Linked DNA regions of Homo sapiens: all the other regions are linked to region 3. The links are chromatin contacts, found by Hi-C or POLR2A ChIA-PET in ENCODE. All regions are on one chromosome and are shown on one strand. The core of a region is the stretch at or near the end of the contact, and the rest is flanking DNA. Distances in the headings are between cores, read along the strand shown. Region 1 overlaps GPD2 (glycerol-3-phosphate dehydrogenase 2). Region 2 overlaps LOC105373714 (a long non-coding RNA gene). Region 3 holds the start of GALNT5 (polypeptide N-acetylgalactosaminyltransferase 5).

Region 1 (3,892 bases), core at 1,032-3,531, 720 kb after region 3:
TGCTTACTAGCGTCTAAACCCCTCCTCCTATCTTGTAAGCTTTGCAGAAAGGCATTCTACCATCCCATAGGAGAGGAAGAACGGTCCCCTGGGATACAGAACTTTAACCTGGCTTTGCCAGTCCGACGCTCTCAACAGTCTTCGATCTAGAGGTAGTGACCCAAAGAACCTCTAATCCAGAGGTAGATGCAATGATAGCAGTACCATCCCATTTCTAGGGGCAGCAGCAATAGAGATGTCAGCAGTGGTGGCACAGCAAGACGTGACGTGATGAGCAATCAAGTCTTCGGTGCACTGGTTGTGGGTCAGGATTTTGCCTGTGGCTGTGGTTGCTACAAATCATATTTAGTCCCTTATTTTTCAAGCTAGGTCTCTGTCTTCCCAGTATTTCTGCCTGCTGCTCAATGTCCTATCAGAGAATTTCTTTTCTGTTTAAGTTAACCAGATTTTTTGTTTTTCCTGTCTGCAACAAAAACCTGAGCAAGCCCTAACCCCTAATCTCAGTATCCTCATTCCTCGAGCCACAAGTGGAACTTGATCTCTCAGGGCCCTCCAATTTTATAAATTGCAATTTACAAAATTTCAAATAAGCCAACTGAAAACTCAAGAATCGAATTATACAACAAGTCAAAAGAAGCCCTTTGATATAACTAAACCATCTTTCATAATAGGACTGGGAAAAGCAAGTGAATCCTTTCACTTTCACAGAACCATTTTTTTCAGTCCTCTTTTCCTCATTTGTGTGTGAGCACATGCACACAACTTTTTACAAAATGCTGGAATGGCTCAACCTGCCCCAGGGGTGATTTCGAGTGTGAGCTACATAATAAACACATGGAACCATGTGCCAAGGACCAGCTGGGGAATTCTAACTGGAGGCAGCCTTTTGAGAGAGCCTTTATCTGTTTCATGGTAAGTCTTGTACCTTATCAGATTTCTCTCTTTAATCACAGGAAGATTCCACACCTTATCAAATTGTTATCAAATCAGTCTGACCTGAACCCAATGTCCTGATTGTCTGAAAGGAATGTGTACTAGGGCATTTACATGAAAAGCAGGCTAACTCTTGGCCCCCATCAGAGAGCACTGATGCTGGAGACTCCGAATGTGTGAGTTCAGGACCCAACCAGCCACTAACTCAGGTTCTGGGGACGTCCCTTTCCTCATCAGAGTCTGTTTCATCTATTAAGTAGGTCTAACAACAGCCTCTCTACCAATCCCCTAGAACCGCTGAAATAATCAGATTCCAGCATATGTGAAAGCATTTGTAAACTGCAAAGCATTATAAGAATGAAGCTAATATTGTTAACAGATTGCCTTCTACTACATTTACCTTCCTTCTCCTTTTGTTAAGATAACCTTTTATTTAATACCTCAATCATAAACATTCCTCAGTTATCAGAATAACATCTCTCAGCAACCCAGAATTAATGTTTATTTGGAAACTTTATATGGGGCTTGAGACTCTAAAAGATGAAATGAAAAAGTCAGAATTTAATTATCTTTTTAACTATAAAAGCAAAATATTCAGACTTACTTGACAAAGATATCTTTAACAGATATTGTTTTTTAAGCTATAGTTTAGACCATTTCATTGCTTCTGCTTGAACTCTATAGTTACTAGGCAAAATCCTGATCTTTTTTTTTTTTTTTTTTGAGATGCAGTCTTGCTCTGTTGCACAGGCTGCAGTGCAGTGGCGTGATCTCGGCTCACTGCAAGCTCCCCCTCCTGGATTCACACCATTCTCCTGCCTCAGCCTCCCGAGTAGCTGGGACTACAGGAGCCCGCCACCATGCCCAGCTAATTTTTTTGTATTTTTAGTAGAGACGGGGTTTCACCGTGTTAGCCAGGATGGTCTCAATCTCCTGACCTCGTGATCCACCCACCTTGGCCTCCCAAAGTGCTGGGATTACAGGCGTGAACCACCACACCCAGCCAATCCTGATCTTAATTTGGTTATTCAAATAGGTTTGCCCTACTGGATTTTTTTTTTTTTTTAACAGCAATCTGAGTCATCTGTTTTACATGAATGTTTCACTTCTCATAGGAATGAATAAATTAAGGGCAGGAACTTGGTTCTATCCCCCACCATCTTCTCCAAGAGTTTACCTCCTGCAAGGACAACAATGTATGGCATGTAGGAAGGTGTTAAACTATTTGTTGCCTAAAGTAATAAATTCATGATTCAATAGGCTGTGAGTTGGGCTAGTGCCAATCAATTTACCAGAGCCCGATCACCCTAAGCGAAATAATAAAACAGCTATTCTGAACCTTCACAGGCAAGGTCACATGCTGAGGCAGAAGACTGAGATGCAAATACTGTGAGAATCAACTTAATTTCACTACCTCCTAACAGCTAGTAGAATATCTGATGTCTCTCACATAAAAAGACATGAAAAGAAAGTTTATACACAATATAGTTATCAATAAAATAATGTCAAATTGCAACCACATACATCTAGCACTATGCTAGATGCTATTGCCATATTTTTTAAGCCAACAAATGTGTCAATATAAAACATGTAAACATTTAAAACAAAACTTCCCCTCGGGGGTTTGGGGGAACTACCTACAGATATAATCTCTGCCCTTTGTACTTGAAAAAGACTTTTCTAATATTCTAAACAGTTTGATTCTAATCTGTACTCAATAAATATGTGAGAGTTTCAAAATAAGATAATTCAATAAATAGGCTCTAATCTCATTTCTGATAAACTATTATAAAAATTAAATAGTACCGTAATACAGCTCTTTCACCAAAACAGTTTTAATGAATGTCAAAAATACTCCCTTTGTCTCTGAAATGCTGGACAATGGTGACATGTAGTAAGACTCAAATGTGAAAAATAAACAACAGAAGAAGCACACCCTCATACTTCTAATCATTTCCTATAATTTCAAAATAATAATAAATTTAGAAATTAGACAATGTCACACCAAATTGAAAACGTATGACTTAGTTTTACTTTCAACTATACAAGGCTGGGACATACCACGTCTATTACTAATGTTTTTCCTTCTGTTTTATAATGAATCAAATACCATGCTTTCAGTGAGTGGAGTTTCTTGCCCAGACTCCCAGCAATTTTCAAAGACTTCCTGGAAATGCTCGCCAGTGGTTATTGTCAAAGAAAGATTCTATTAGTTTCTGAGACAGTCAAGGTGCCCTTGCCCTGTTGTAATCACTGACAGCATTCAACCTGCAGGGTCAGCCCCACGCAGTCCCTGAGTCAATCCTAAGTCAATCCTGGCAGCCCCTGGCATTATACAGGGAGCCCCATCCCTCTGGAAACTGTTATCTGCCCATAAACTGTTATCTGTCTTTAAGGAACCCCTACACAAAGGAATCCCTGTGCTCACAGGTGTGCAGTCTCTCCCACTGTAGACGTCAAACAGAAGAGTTCCTGCCCCAATATCTGGTTCTCACTCTGTGCTCCTAGTTGAACTAGAACTCTGCTCATATCTGTTTGCTTAGCCAAAGCTCTGACATTCTGCTTAGCTCTTCCCTCAAGTAATGGTCTCTATCTCTCTTTTCAAGGGGATGACCTAGTGTCCTCCATAGACCCCCTCCTCTTCCCACAGAATCCTGAAGATACTGTCATGCATTTGACTCCATGGATCACTTCACTAAGAAAACTATTAATCTGCTTAGACCTGTGCTCAGATCCCACGTACTGATGAGGAGTGGGATGGCTATTAAGATTGCCTAGTCAGCAGAGACAGGTGGTTTGGACTGCTGCCACTCCTTGGTCTGGAAGCCTGATCAGACAGGCTAGATCTTGAGCCCTACTTGTTGCTGGTTTACTTCTCTGCCTCTACCTTAGGAGAAGCCCTGCCCTCAAATCTTGAAGAGTATCCACATTTTAAAGTCAAGAAACCTTTTAGCAGGCA
Region 2 (3,818 bases), core at 105-2,604, 640 kb before region 3:
AAGAGATCGAGACCATCCTGGCCAAAATGGTGAAACCCTGTCTCTACTAAAAATACAAAAATTAGCTGGGCATTGTGGCATGTGCCTGTAGTCCCAGCTACTTGGGAGGCTGAGGTAGGAGAATTGCTTGAACCTGGGAGGTGGAGGTTGCAGTGAGCCGGGATTGCGCATCTGTACTCCAGCCTGGTAACACAGAGAGGTTCTGTCTCAAAAAAAAGAAAGAAAGAAAAAAAAAAGAAATGCTGAGGGACAAATATAACCCGAAACATAACCATAAAACCTTTGGAAACTTAAACGAGAAACAAACTCTGAGTACACTTGTCTCAAGTCTACCTTTAAGCCATCCTCTACAGCCCTTGCACTCCAGTCCTCTTCTTTTGTCCATGCAAACATGGTGACCAATGAGATTCTTCACTGTTTACAATGGTGTGCTCCACTATCATCCCCTGGTTTTTCCATGTGGCAAACTCCGTAACTGGAAACCCTTTCTATTCTAGCTGTTTAGTACATAACTCCTAAAGTTCTCTCTTCTCGTCAGCTTTAAATGACTTCATGGTTGGTTTTGCTTTTATTTTTCTCTGAGGTTTCAATGTACAATTCCAGGAACTAGCTATCTCTATCAACCTGAAACTGTGCCTGGGTTCTACGTTGATAATTTTTTACTAAGCCACAGGGACCATCTGGTCTAAGGTCATGACTCTGTTTGCCATTTGTGCAGCTGCCTGCACATCTGTAGGTTCCGATGCATTCTTTTATTATTGTCTGCTTTCTATTGCATGTTGTCAAAGGCCTGGGGACTGCATCTGTTTGAATTTTGTCTGTAGGGCTCCGAACATAGAGCAGTGTGTGGTTGGGAACACAGAAAACATTACTTTCAGCAAACTGGATTCATAAAGAGTCATGATGAATGGAAATGATGAGGGAGATTTGAGCCCAGGAATAGGGACTGGGTTTCCTATTTACCTCCTCACTAACAATGATGCTTTTAAATGTTCTCGCTCTGAACAACTTTATCAATGCTTTGAGCTGAGACCCACTCACATAATGATTATTTCCTTGTAAGTACTTATTATTTAGTTGAGTTAGCTCTTTCAATATGAAGTTTTTATACTGGTTTTTAGAATTGTTCACCATACATTCTCTTTAACATGTATTCTCTTAGTCTCTCTTTCTGTCTCTGTCTCTCTCTACACACACACACACACACACACACAAACACACACACACGTTCATTTGAACTCAGGTTTTAATGCTGGGTCTATACTTGGCCAACATCTTCAAGGTCACTAATGTTACTTCTTGCCTCTGCTGTGTGGGAGCCAGAGTGTGAGTCATCAGGGTGAATAATGCCTCTGTGATACTACCAGATTGTGTTTGTCTCCACTTCAAAGCTCTTAGTTTTAACAGAATAGTATTTCTCCATCCCGCCCACCCAAACAGCAGTCTAGATGGCTGAGAGGCAACAGTTATATGAACAGTAGTATCATTTCCATAGGATGGGCTACTCCCCACCCGACCCATATTCCTCAAAAAACCTGCAGGACCCTTTATAGAAGTTCTCAGGCAACATTCTAGTCAGGTTTTGTTGACTAGAGATTACAGCTCATCACCTCTTTTTTTTTTCTTCTTTCCTTCCTCCTTCCTTCCTTCCTTCCTCTCTCTCCCCCTTCCCTTCCTCTCTCCTTTCCCTTCCCTTTCCCTTTCCATTTTTGAGAGGGAGTCTCACTCTGTCACCCAGGCTGGAGTGCAGTGGCGCAATCTTGGCTCACCGTAACCTCCGCCTCCCGGGTTCAAGCGATTCTCCTGCCTCAGCCTCCCGAGTAGCTGGGATTACTGGCGCTACCACCACACCCGACTAATTTTTTTGTATTTTGAGTACAGATGGGGTTTCACCATGTTACCCAGGATGGTCTCAATCTCCTGACCTCATGATCCACCAGCCTCGGCCTCCTAAAGTGCTGGGATTACAGACATGAGCCACTGTGCCTGGCCTCCTTCCTTCCTTTTCTTTCCATTCTTTTTTTGCCTCACATAGGTCTATAAATCTGCCATTTCTGATCCATCTTCAGTGATCTTTTTTTTTTCATAGTTCACTGCAACCTCGAACTCCTGGGTCCAAGCAATCCTCCCATCTCAGCCTCCCAAGTAGCTTGAACTACAAGTGTGCACCACGGCACCTGTTTTTCAGTTACTGCTCTTCCCTTTAATCTTTCACTTTCTTTTTCATTCACCAAAGACTTTATGACTGAGTTTGTCAAAAAAAAAAAAAAAAAAAAAGAGAAGCAGTGAAAGGAAGAACAGAAGAAAGGAAGCAAGCAAGCAAGCAAGCAAGCAAGCAAGCAAGCAAGCAAGCAAGCAAGCCAGACAGACAGAAAGAGAAAGACCAGACATGGTGGCTCATGCCTGCAAGCCCAGCACTTTGAGAGGCTGAGGCAGGCAGATTGGTTGAGTCCAGGAGCTCAAGACCAGCCTGGGCAATGTGGTGAAACCCCGTCTCTACAAAAAATACAAAAATCAGTTGGGCATGGTGCACATGTAGTCCCAGCTACTCAGAAGGCTGAGGTGGGAGGATTGCTTGAGCCCGGGAGGTTGAGGCTGCAGTGGGCTATGATCATACCACTGCACTCTAGCCTAGGCAACAGAGCAAGACCTTCTCTCAAAAACAAAAACAAACCAAAAAAAGTCTTTAAACCCAAGAATCAACTCCCACTTCCACAGCCTCCTTGTGGCTCCTCTCACAGGAACACTTTATTTTAAAAGTCATGTGACTCTGGTGAGACTACAGTGCAGAGTGGCCATGATGGAAAGAATAATGGTGGAACTGCTACCATTGAGCACCTAATCACAGTGCCAGCTGGTTTACACACCTATTTCAGTAACTCCCCAAAACTGAAGTAAGCCTTATTATCTTTTTTACCCATGAGTAGAGTGAGGTTCAGAGATACTCAATAACTTGCCCAAGATCATAGCCATTAAGCAGAAAGGAGGAAAATAACCAACTCTGTACGGTGACGAGATTCATGCTTTTTTTGGTCAGGGGAGGGGGGCTCAGTTGCTTGGTGAGAGAGGAGATATTAACCTGTCTAGACTTCCTAGTTTTTCTATGTCCTGCCTTTCTTGCTGCGAATTTATGGGATAACTTGAGAATATAATTTTCTCTGATCATTCCTATGTCACTTCCCAAAGCATTTCTCATTGTCGTCAATGGTATCTGGGTATATTTCCCCATACTCATGAATAACATACCTTAGAAATTTTGCCAGTCCTCATTCGTGTCCTACACGTGTTAATCAAATGTCTTCTAGGCCTAGGGTAATGGTGTATAATCTATCATCCAAACTGGGACACTTTTGAGATGAAAAAGAGTGCTATTAATAATTATGCTGGGCACACTGGGATGTATGGCCACCCATTTAGAACAAACTATAGTCAAGCTAATGTCTCCTATGGACAAGGAGGGTATGAGTAGAATAGTCCAGCCTTAACTAGACAGAGAACAGAGGTTGTGGGGGAGAGAAGCTAAATCTACCAAATTCCAACCGTTTTGTCTCACTAGCAGTTGTTGTATTTCTGGGCCTGAGTGTGTGTGGTGAAAGAAGGAAGGTAGCTGAAAACCTCTCAGAATTAGAATTATCACTATCTCCATTCCTTAAGAAAGTGGTGCTCAAACTTCAGTGTGCTTAAGAATTACCAGTTGTTTTTAAATAAAATGCAGATCCCTGAACTATATGCCTTAGAGATGCTGAAAATACAGTCTGAGATGGGCCCTGGAAACTGCATTTTAACATCCTCCTGTAAAGATTTTGATCTAGGTAATT
Region 3 (3,691 bases), core at 844-3,343:
ATAGGTTTTCAACAGAGGGAAGAAAATTGAACATGAGCTAATGGTAGGGACCAAAGTCTCAGAGAACAAGAACTCTGCAACTGCTAATAAGAGAATTTTTGTCTCTGTAGCTGGTGAAATATTTGAATGATATCCAATGATTAATGTTTCTTTAATTCTCTAGGTGACCAAAAATCACACAGAATTATCTAGCAATAAATCCTCTTTACATAACAGCCAAAGCACTTGGGGTTGAGGAAAGAGAAGAGAAATAGGTCTTACCCAGCAGGTCTGGTGTCTTCAATGGCTCTATCCACTGGGATCAAATCGCTAAGGTAGACATTGAAGTTTCCTTCTTTCCATCTTCTTTCTGCCTCCTTCTCCTTTCCATGGGGGACAACTACAGGACGCCCAAACTGCCCTGGAGCTTTGGGGTCCCTTGGAGAAAGTGTCACATCAATTCTTAACACCTGGTGCGTTCCACTGTCTTCAGGTAAAAGGGCTTTTATATGACTCTGGTTGTATTCTGTAGAGGGGGCTTTGGCAGTTATGTTGATTTTTGCTGGCTCTAGCCCTCCAGTTAAAGCATGGTTAGTTTGGGACAGTGGCACTCTATGTGGAGCAAGTGAAGAGGAAGACATCTCACTTCTATTCCTGGAAATGTGTTTACTTTGGCTTTTACCCAATACTTTAGGAAATATTGTTTTGGTTTTAGAATTAGAGACCTCTTTGGGGTCTGCCTTTTGCTCTTCCTCTTTGGTTATAATCACAAGATGGCTTTCAGAGAAATTGAGTTTCTTCCCATGAGCCCCTCTAGCTCCATCATCCTTTGACAAACTTCCCAAAGGTGTCTCATTAATAGATTGCTTCCTTAAGCGATTTGAATTGACAGTGAACTTAGGAAAAGGAAGACTCGTATTGGCTTTGTGTTTATTTGCATTGACTTCTTTGCTCTGAGTCTTAGTTTTGTTTAAGGCCATGGCTTCCCCAGACTTCGGCACTGCTGTGCTGGCAGGGTGTGCCCTCTCGTTTGCTACTGCCTGTGATCGCTGCTTTGGTCTATCAGTACTAAGACTGATGGTCACATTCAAGTCCCTTTCAGCTGCTAGTTTTGATGTGTCACTGCTGGGACTATGACTCTTCCGGGGCTCCTGTTTTAAACTGACACGTCCCATGTGTACTGATATTTTGACTACCTGAGTTCCTTTTGCTGCTATGAATGAGGTCTTTGGAGCCCCCTGAGCTGTCGTTTGCTTTGGTGTCCCCTGGTGAGAGGAGGCTTCAGGTTTGGTGCCTCTCCCGTCTGTCTTCTGCTTGTTAGGAGTCACAGGGAGGGTCTGCAGATGTGCAGGATGCCACAACGGCACAACCTTGCCCCTTCCCAGGGCATTCTGCATTTTTCTTTCCCTCTGGGTTTGGTCCAAGTCCACCTCAACCTTGAGCACACTCTCCTCAGTTTTTCTAACATTCTCTTTGCCCCATGCCCCTTTCCCATGTCCCCTTAGGGGAGGTTTCATCTCTTTTATGCTGCTGTAAAAAATTTTTCCTTGGTCTGGCTGAACTCTGAATCCTATCCGCTCCCTCCTCACAATGTCTTCCTTGATGACCCGAGTGTTGATCTCACTGAATGAGAGGCGGAGAGCTGCCATGTCAAAGAGGAGCCAGATGACAGAAGCTACAAAGATAAATGCCAAGACTCGCCCACTTCCTCGGAAAAACTTTCGGATCCTGTTCATGGTACAAAGCTTTCCCTAGCAGCCTGCCCTCCCTTAGCCTGCTTACCTTGAGTGGAGAGGAAGCTGAAGTAGCAGCAGCAGCAGCAGCAGCAGCAGAGTTGCCAGAAAGTGACCCCCTCCCCTGAACACAGCAGGAAGCAGCAGTCCAAGGGGAAAGCTCAGTTCCTACCGCTTGTCAGTCTCTGCCTGCGTGGCATTTCATAGCAGAGCATCTGTGCCTGCTTGGCTGGCCCTGGCTAAGTTCTGATAAACACTGGCCTTAGGTCACTCCAGGAGCAGTTGATTCCAGCCACCGAACAGTTCAACATATCACTTGTCTTGTCTCCGGGAGCCCATGTCCACCTTCCTACAAGCCCAAGAAAAGGTGGGGGCCAGATTGAGACTGCCGTTTCTCTCCTCCCCGTTCTCCGTCTGCACGCTGTAACTCAACACCACTTCTCATAAGGAAAACATTTCATGCCATTACCCAGAAAACTTCATTCAGCTCTCACCTTCTGTGTTATGTGAGAGCATGTGTGTTTAAACGGCAATTAAAGAGGAAAAAAAGCTATCTAACTTGGAGGGCATGTGTTCCTGGTTTGTGACCCCACCTACCCTACTCCTGCTCATTAACCCTGTTGTAGCCAGGTGCCAATGCTCTGCCTGAGGAATTTATCACTGAAGTTAACATTTCAGCTTTAAGACATAACAGCTTAAAGAAGGGGCCTGGTATATCCTCACTTCCAGAGATGTATATGTTTAATTATTTAGATCATTCATTCAAGGGGTTTCAATGTATTTCTTTGTAAGCCAACTATTTTTTTTTCACTAATCCATCTGTTTTTATTATTACATTTGATTACAAATAAACTTAATTTGTCATACTGCTATAAAAGTTTCTAAACACTTTGTTATGGTCTGAATGTTTATGTCCACCCAAAATTCATATGTTGAAACCTAATCATAAATGTGATAGTATTAGGAGGTAGGGCTTTTGAAGGTGATTTCATTATAAGGATAGAGCCCTCATGAATGGGATCAGCACCCTTAAAAAAGAGGCCCTATTGCCTTGCCATTCCACAAAGTGAAGACATAATGAGAAGGTGCCATCTATGAACCAGGAAATGGGCCTTCACCAGTCAACGAATCTGCTGGTGCCTTGATTTCTGACTTCTCAGTCTCTAGAACTGTGAGAAATAAGTTTCTGTTGTTTATGAGTCACTTAGTCTATGTTATTCTTCTATAGTAGCCTGAACAGATTAAGATACACTTACTCTCAGTTTCAGTACTTATCTCGTCTTAAACCAGCAAGCAACAGTTTCAGGACCACACCAGGACTTGGACCAGATTTTGAGTGATGCTGGTTGACTGGTAGGGTAGCAGTTCCGCCACAGGCTTTTCATTAGAACCACTTGAAACAAGATCCCCAAAACTCTGGTCAATTGATGAGAGAGGAGGTGGAGATGACATTTGGGCTGATATTGTATTAAATATATATATATATATATATATATATATATATATATATATATATTTTTTTTTTTTTTTTTTTTTTTACAAAGCTTCCCAGGTCTTTCAAATGTGCAGCTAAAGTTGAGAAACACTGGTCTAGAAAAAAAGTCTCAATTTTTTGTTTGTTTGTTTTTGGTTTTTGAACATTGCCTATGAGACATTTAATTTTAGGTGTCTACTTGACTGGGCTAAGGAACACCCAGAGAACCAGTAAAGCATTATTTTTAGGTATATCTGTGAGGGTGTTTCCAGAAGAGATTGGCATTTGACTCAGTGCACTGAGTGGGGAGGAGATGCCCTCACCCAATGTGGGCAGGCACCACTAATTGGTTGAGGGCCCAGATAGAAAAAAAGGCAGAGGAAAGGTGGATTCTGTCTCTGTTAGTGAGCTGGGACATCTTTCTTCTTCTGCCTTTGGACTAGAACTTTAGATTCTCTGGCTTTGGCCTCTGGGGCTTGTACCAGTCTGCCCCCACAACCTCCAC

The links. A loop is a pair of places that touch in the nucleus more often than their neighbours do. ChIA-PET counts read pairs that join two places held with the same protein, here RNA polymerase II (POLR2A). Pooled maps may share reads with other maps.
Region 1: a loop to region 3 is called in a pooled map, with 12 times the contacts of the local background. The contact joins the enhancer-like site here to the promoter of GALNT5 in region 3. A Hi-C loop is called at or near these places in 5 of 37 single-sample maps with no recorded cell type and 4 of 50 pooled maps.
Region 2: a map with no recorded cell type shows a loop between it and region 3 (13-fold over the local background). The contact joins the enhancer-like site here to the promoter of GALNT5 in region 3. A Hi-C loop is called at or near these places in 3 of 37 single-sample maps with no recorded cell type and 11 of 50 pooled maps. POLR2A ChIA-PET finds 5 or more read pairs at or near these places in 1 of 52 experiments (activated CD4-positive, alpha-beta T cell).

What each region holds. Positions count from the first base shown.
Region 1 is chr2:156,536,585-156,540,476 of GRCh38, reverse strand. The region is part of intron 6 of GPD2 (glycerol-3-phosphate dehydrogenase 2); the gene reads right to left. Among named protein-coding and RNA genes, the nearest start is that of GPD2, 100 kb to the right of the region's middle. RefSeq lists an enhancer at 1,767-1,826. Within about 2 kb of position 2,281, at least 2 of the 41 ENCODE cell types and tissues checked have a DNase peak (open chromatin) inside an H3K27ac peak, as active enhancers do.
Region 2 is chr2:157,896,252-157,900,069 of GRCh38, reverse strand. All of the region lies in intron 1 of LOC105373714 (a long non-coding RNA gene), which reads right to left. Among named protein-coding and RNA genes, the nearest start is that of ACVR1, 22 kb to the right of the region's middle. Within about 2 kb of position 1,354, at least 6 of the 41 ENCODE cell types and tissues checked have a DNase peak (open chromatin) inside an H3K27ac peak, as active enhancers do.
Region 3 is chr2:157,256,107-157,259,797 of GRCh38, reverse strand. GALNT5 (polypeptide N-acetylgalactosaminyltransferase 5) reads right to left here and starts at 2,093. Exons shown (of 10, transcript NM_014568.3): 1 at 262-2,093. The coding sequence starts at 1,715.